2 separate regions of the Mus musculus genome follow, and region 2 is linked to region 1. A link is a contact called in ENCODE Hi-C or POLR2A ChIA-PET data. All regions are on one chromosome and are shown on one strand. Each heading gives the region's core, a stretch centred on a gene start or an enhancer-like site at or near the end of the contact. The rest is flanking DNA. Distances are from core to core; before and after follow the strand shown.

Region 1 (2,700 bases), core at 190-2,689:
GTTTGGGACTTTTTGTTTGCTTTATTGAGTTTTGTATGTTTGATAAATAACATGAAGTTGGGTGGGTAGGGAGGTGAGAAAGATCTGAAAGGAGTTGGGGGAGAGGGAAATATAATCAATATTTGTATGAAAAAATTAAATAATAAAAAACTTGTCATCACAGAGGCCTGGGATATGGGAGGCGCCCAAGAATTCTATGGGGGTGACCTTAGCTGTGACAGCAATGGAGATTTGGAATCTGAAGAGCTTACTTCCTGTAGCGAGACAGGAACCCTGGTGGAGTGATAGAGACACCGATCCACACATAAAACTTTCAACCCAAAATTTATCTTGTCTACAAGGAATGCAGGCACAGGTGATGGAGCAAAGACCATCCCATAGGCAAGCAACAATCCCTGACACTATTAATGATACTCTGTTATGTTTGCAGACAGGAGCCTAGCATGGTTGCTCTCTGAGAGACTCCAATCAGAAGCTGACTCAGACAGACGCAGACACCCACAGCCAAACAGTCTCCAGAGCTTGGGGACTCTTACTGGAGAATAGGAGGAAGGATTGCTGTGCCCTGAAGGAGATAGGAACTCCACAGGAAGACCAATGGAGTTAACTAACCTGGACCCTTGGGGCTCTCAGAGTCTGAACCACCAACCAAAGAACAAACACAGGCTGGACCTAGGCCTTCCAGCTCATATGTGGGCCCCAAACAACTGGTGTAGGAGCTACCTCAAAGCTGTTGCCTGTACTTGGGCTACGTACCTGGCTGGGCAGCCTTGTCTGGCCTCAGTGGGAGAGGAAGTGCCTAGCCTCACAGAGAATTGAAGTGCCAGGGTTGGGGGGTCGAGAGGGCTCCCCGACTCAGGAGAGGGGGTTGATGGGGATAGGGGCAGTGTTCAGGATATAAAGTGAATAAGAAAAAAAAAAGATAATTAAAGAAAAGAGTTGTCAACATCGACAGTTTTTGTTTCTCTATTTGTGTGTATGTATATAGTGCGATGGAATCAACTGGAATTCACAGGCATCATTTTTGCTCTTTTTAACTTAAATACTGTGTATGAGTCCTTTGACATATTTATCTGCACAGGATGCACATATCAGAGAAGACGAGAGAGGATAGCTGATGTGTAGAAGAGTCAAATTAGAATACTTAATAATTAGTTTTATGTATGGAATTTTGCTGCAGTAGGGTATCTTTTGCCTATAGTTAACCCCAGAAGTAACAAGCAAAGTGCCCCTTGTAAATTTGTGTGGCTATGGAGTTAGACCTTTTTTTTTTTTTTTTTGCACTTAATGAACAACTTTTGATTGAGTAACCAAACGAATCTCAAATTTGTCCCTCATGCGTGTGATTGAGAGCATTCTAAAGCAAGCCGTAAACCTATCCCTAATAAGGTGCAAGAGGAAACGAGGGAGGCGGGACCCGGAAGAAGGAGGTGGTCTCAGGAATTGGCCCGCGGCCAGCGGCCCGATGGATGCTAGGAACTGTAGTTCCCGGCAGCCAAGGTATTCCCGAGCGGAGCCAGGGGAGAGCCTGACTGGTTCCCTGAAGCCTCCGGGGCGGCTTCGCCAGAACGCACTTCCGCGGCAGCGGAGGGAGACCAAGGAGCCGCGGCTCGGAGTGGGTGAGCGGGATGCCCGAGCCGTGAGGAGCCGGTAGGTGTGGTCAGGGACGCTCCCGTTTCCGAGTCTTTTGCAAGTAGTTGAAGGTGTTGCGTGAAACGGCGAAGCGGCGGCGAGTCGGCATTTGAAAGGTTGCCCACATGGGTGGACGTGGAAAAGTGGCCGAGGAGGTATTTGGTACCGCGTTTACAACGTTTTCGTCCCCTCCGAGGAGTGTGGAGCCGCGTTGCCGGGGCAGCCGAGGGCTGGGGGCGGGCGGGGGTGCGAGCTGCGAGCTGCGAGCTGGCTGCTATTTTGGACCCAGCGGCTGACGGCGCTGGTTGTGTAACGCTGACCTGCTCGCTCTCCCCACGCACCGGGCAGGGGTGGGCGAGCGGCGAGCGTGCGCCCGGGGAGGGCTCACGCCATTGGCTGGGCGCAGCCGCCCCCCCTTTGCCAGGCTCGGCCGCTCGGGGTCTCCTGAGGACGCGGCTCCCACCCGGACGTGCCGATCTGGCTGCTGCTGTCCCTCGACACTGCCCTGCTCTGCGAAGGGGCTAGTCTTCACTGCAGAACTGCTATGCCAGGTGACCTCATGGCAAAGGTTGCCCAGGGGTCCGATTGGGGTCATTGATTGTAAAACGAGCCCTTCTGACTTCGAAGCAACAATCTTGATTGATAACAACTCAAGAATCGTAGATGGGAGGTGGGGAACCTCGATGGAAATCAGCACCCAGGCCACATCCTGCATAATTACTGTAATAGGGCCAGCGATAAACGCCTGGATCCAGGAAGCTGCCAGGCGTTTATGAGTTTTTCACTCATCCTACCTGTTTGAGTTAACTAGTATTCCAACAGGAAGTCACTCCTCTTTAGAGATATGAAAACATACCAAATGGCAGGTTGAGCCAAGGACGATAGATACCACACAACATAAACTAAAAAGGACATACTAGTTGCAAATTTTAGGTTGTACAGAGCAGATTAGTTTTGTCTGGTTTTATGGTAAATACCGTCTTTTAAACATTTTAGAAAACAGTGCATTTCTTTTCATTCCAAGGCAACTGCATGGTGCTTTCTTTCACCGTGCTCCTTATGACACGG
Region 2 (2,700 bases), core at 57-2,556, 45 kb before region 1:
TGTGTGCATTAGGCTAAACATTTTGGCATAATTTAAATGGCAGCACATTTTCTAGATTTAACAGGAAAAGTATGATAACAGCAACTTAATATTCTGGTTTTTAAAATAGTAAGTATATTTATTGAGGCTAACATCTGACATTTGGGTCAATATTTAATGTTAATCTACAGAGGCTAGAACCAACCAACCAAACATCTAAATGAAAATGACAGCTTCAAAGTCCAGGAACAGTAAACTAATCTAGACTGAGCAGTAGTTTCCACACTGTGTACTTCCAAATAGGACTCGCTCCTTTCCCAAATTCCCCATCCTATTGTTTAGGATGCAGAACCTTATCTAAATGAATTGGAGTCCTGTTTTCTAGTCTAGGACTCAGGCATGTAGCAGAATGCCCGTAACTGCAATTTTCAGAGTTTCAAGACTAGCCTTTGCCAGGTTCCAGCTAGGAAAGCGGCCTTAGAGGCGCAGGACCTCGGGCTATCTGTAACTAACTTTAAATCAACCTCATACTGAAAAACGGAACATAACAATTCCTTAAGGTTACTCTCAGCTGCACTGCCCTGGCCAGTGACCATGACTGAGTCACATTTCGCCAAGGATTCTAAACCTAATAATTCTAATGATAGAAAATAATAAATGAGCAGTGAAGGGAGACCCCTCTAGTACGCTCGTGTGCCTTTTTCACTTAAAGACTTGGCAGAAAGATTGGCGAAATGGGCCTGCCATTCAGTGATCTTTTTCTGAAGCTTCCTCTCCAAGCTGGAATGTAATCTCTCGTGTTCTCACAAGGACAGCCTTCAAATGAAAGGTGAAAACTCTCGGCTGAGTCCAGGTTGGGGTTTCTGTTTGCCTCCACTGCACACATCATCCTTTGTAAAAATCTAGATCGTCACACTTCTTTCAATACTTCTGTGCTACAAGTTTTAAGTGACTGGTTCCTGAAGTTTAAGCCTTGGCTAGAAAAATTGCTCAAGCCATCATCCAGCAGTCTTTTAGAGCTCTCGGTGTTTTGTACAAGTGTGTCTGTTGGAGGGGTCTTTCATCGTGAGAAAATCCTGGCACCTCAGGTTCTTCAGCTACCATAAAAATGTTTGTGAGGCAGGCCAGTCTCCAGCGCATAGCGTTCAAAGCGTCAACTCCAGAGACTCCTGCCCGGAGCCCTGCTTCCCCTTGCACACAACTTAGACGAATCTGGGCTCTGCACTCTCCTTCCTGCACCCAGAGGCGTCCAAAGCACACGCCCACCTTCCTCGAGCGCGATGCAGCACGCAGGCGCGGATCCGCTGAGACGTCACCTCTGCGACCAGTAGTGACGTCAGTACGCGCGCCCGACCGAAGTTTGTCCGGATTCTGCGGGCGGGAGTCCTGCCCCTTGGAGCTCATGGTGCGCTGCGGTTGCGCTTTGTTGAGAAAGGTTCGTGACGGGGGTCTCCCCAGCTTTGGTGTCTTCGCCGCTCTCCTCCTGGGTTGTCGTTCCTCGGTTCCCGTCTCCTGGGAGAAGATTGTGTCTCAGTGACACGCTGATGGCCGTTTGGGGTCCAGCTTTAGGGAATTCCTGTATTGTTCCCAAAGCACGTGAGAGGATAATTGGGGACCTGCCTGCGGTTTAGACCCGGCATTGCGGTGCACGTGCCGGCTTGTTTGTTTGTTTGGTTTGGTTCTCATTGTTTAAAAGAGAGTCCATAACCTGCTTTTATACATTTCTCCTCCTTTACACTGCTTTTGATATCTTTCTGAAGACTTTTCTGGAAGTCAGAATGTGTGTTTGCTGTGCCTCATATAGAGATTTTACGTCAATTTTTATGTAGTGCCTGTCTTAAAATCCACTTTTATAACAATCTGCAACCAACCGCTCAATTAAAAAAGAATCTCAGTGAGCTTAACTGGCAACGGTGTGTGAAAGCTAGAGGTCATGTACATAAGCTGTTGTTAGGAACAGCCATTATAAATGAGAGTCCTTAATAAATATGACAAATCTAGAAAATAAAGAAAAAGTCACATACTGAACACAGCTTTAAAAGCCCTTACCAGGAATATCTCAGGGTGGTCAACCTTCAGTTTGTTTTTGTTTTTTTTTAAACCCACAGATTTTTTTGATACCCAAAAGTACTGCAGATTACCAAAAACGTGAATATTAATTTAAACGATTGCTCTGTAATTTGAAAGCCTGGGATTATGACACACTGGCTTTATAAGAAGTTACCTACCTAGTGAGGGAAACTAAATGGAAAGTACCAGAGGATATAATCCAGTGTCCGAGGAAGCCTGAAAAGCCAGTCAGTGAGAGTGATGGGCCAAGGAGGCCTCAGATCATACAACCATAAGCCATAGTTTAGTTGTATTTGAGGATACATTGAAACTGACACCAGAAAATGGGTTTATGATAGAAAGAACAAATGATAATCTAAACAGAGGAGAAAGCATGAATAGAGTGGCAGGGAGAGTGGGCAGCTCAGAAAAGAACAGGAAGGCTCCAACAAATGACAGCTGTCCCGGTGAGATCCGGTGAGGGCTTTGAATCCAGCACTGTAAACTTTATTATTTCAGAAGCAGTAAAAACCCAAAGTCACGACTGTTTCTGAGTAAAGAGAGACATAGACATCGGGTTCACTTAAGGGGGAAAGAGATGCTCTTGGCTCATGGTGGCGGATGCATTAAGAAGGAATGATGAGACCCTGAAAGACCATTTGGAGTTCACAG

What was found. A loop is a pair of places that touch in the nucleus more often than their neighbours do. ChIA-PET counts read pairs that join two places held with the same protein, here RNA polymerase II (POLR2A).
Region 2: a map of heart shows a loop between it and region 1 (6-fold over the local background). The contact joins the promoter of Gtpbp10 here to the promoter of Cldn12 in region 1. A Hi-C loop is called at or near these places in 13 of 37 maps with a recorded cell type or tissue (T-helper 1 cell, adrenal gland, gastrocnemius and 2 more). POLR2A ChIA-PET finds 5 or more read pairs at or near these places in 3 of 5 experiments (Patski and embryonic stem cell).

The regions. Positions count from the first base shown.
Region 1 is chr5:5,513,715-5,516,414 of GRCm38, reverse strand. It overlaps Cldn12 (claudin 12), which reads left to right and starts at 1,439. Exons shown (of 4, transcript NM_022890.2): 1 at 1,439-1,650.
Region 2 is chr5:5,558,147-5,560,846 of GRCm38, reverse strand. It overlaps Gtpbp10 (GTP-binding protein 10 (putative)), which reads left to right and starts at 1,306. Exons shown (of 10, transcript NM_153116.2): 1 at 1,306-1,414. The coding sequence starts at 1,382.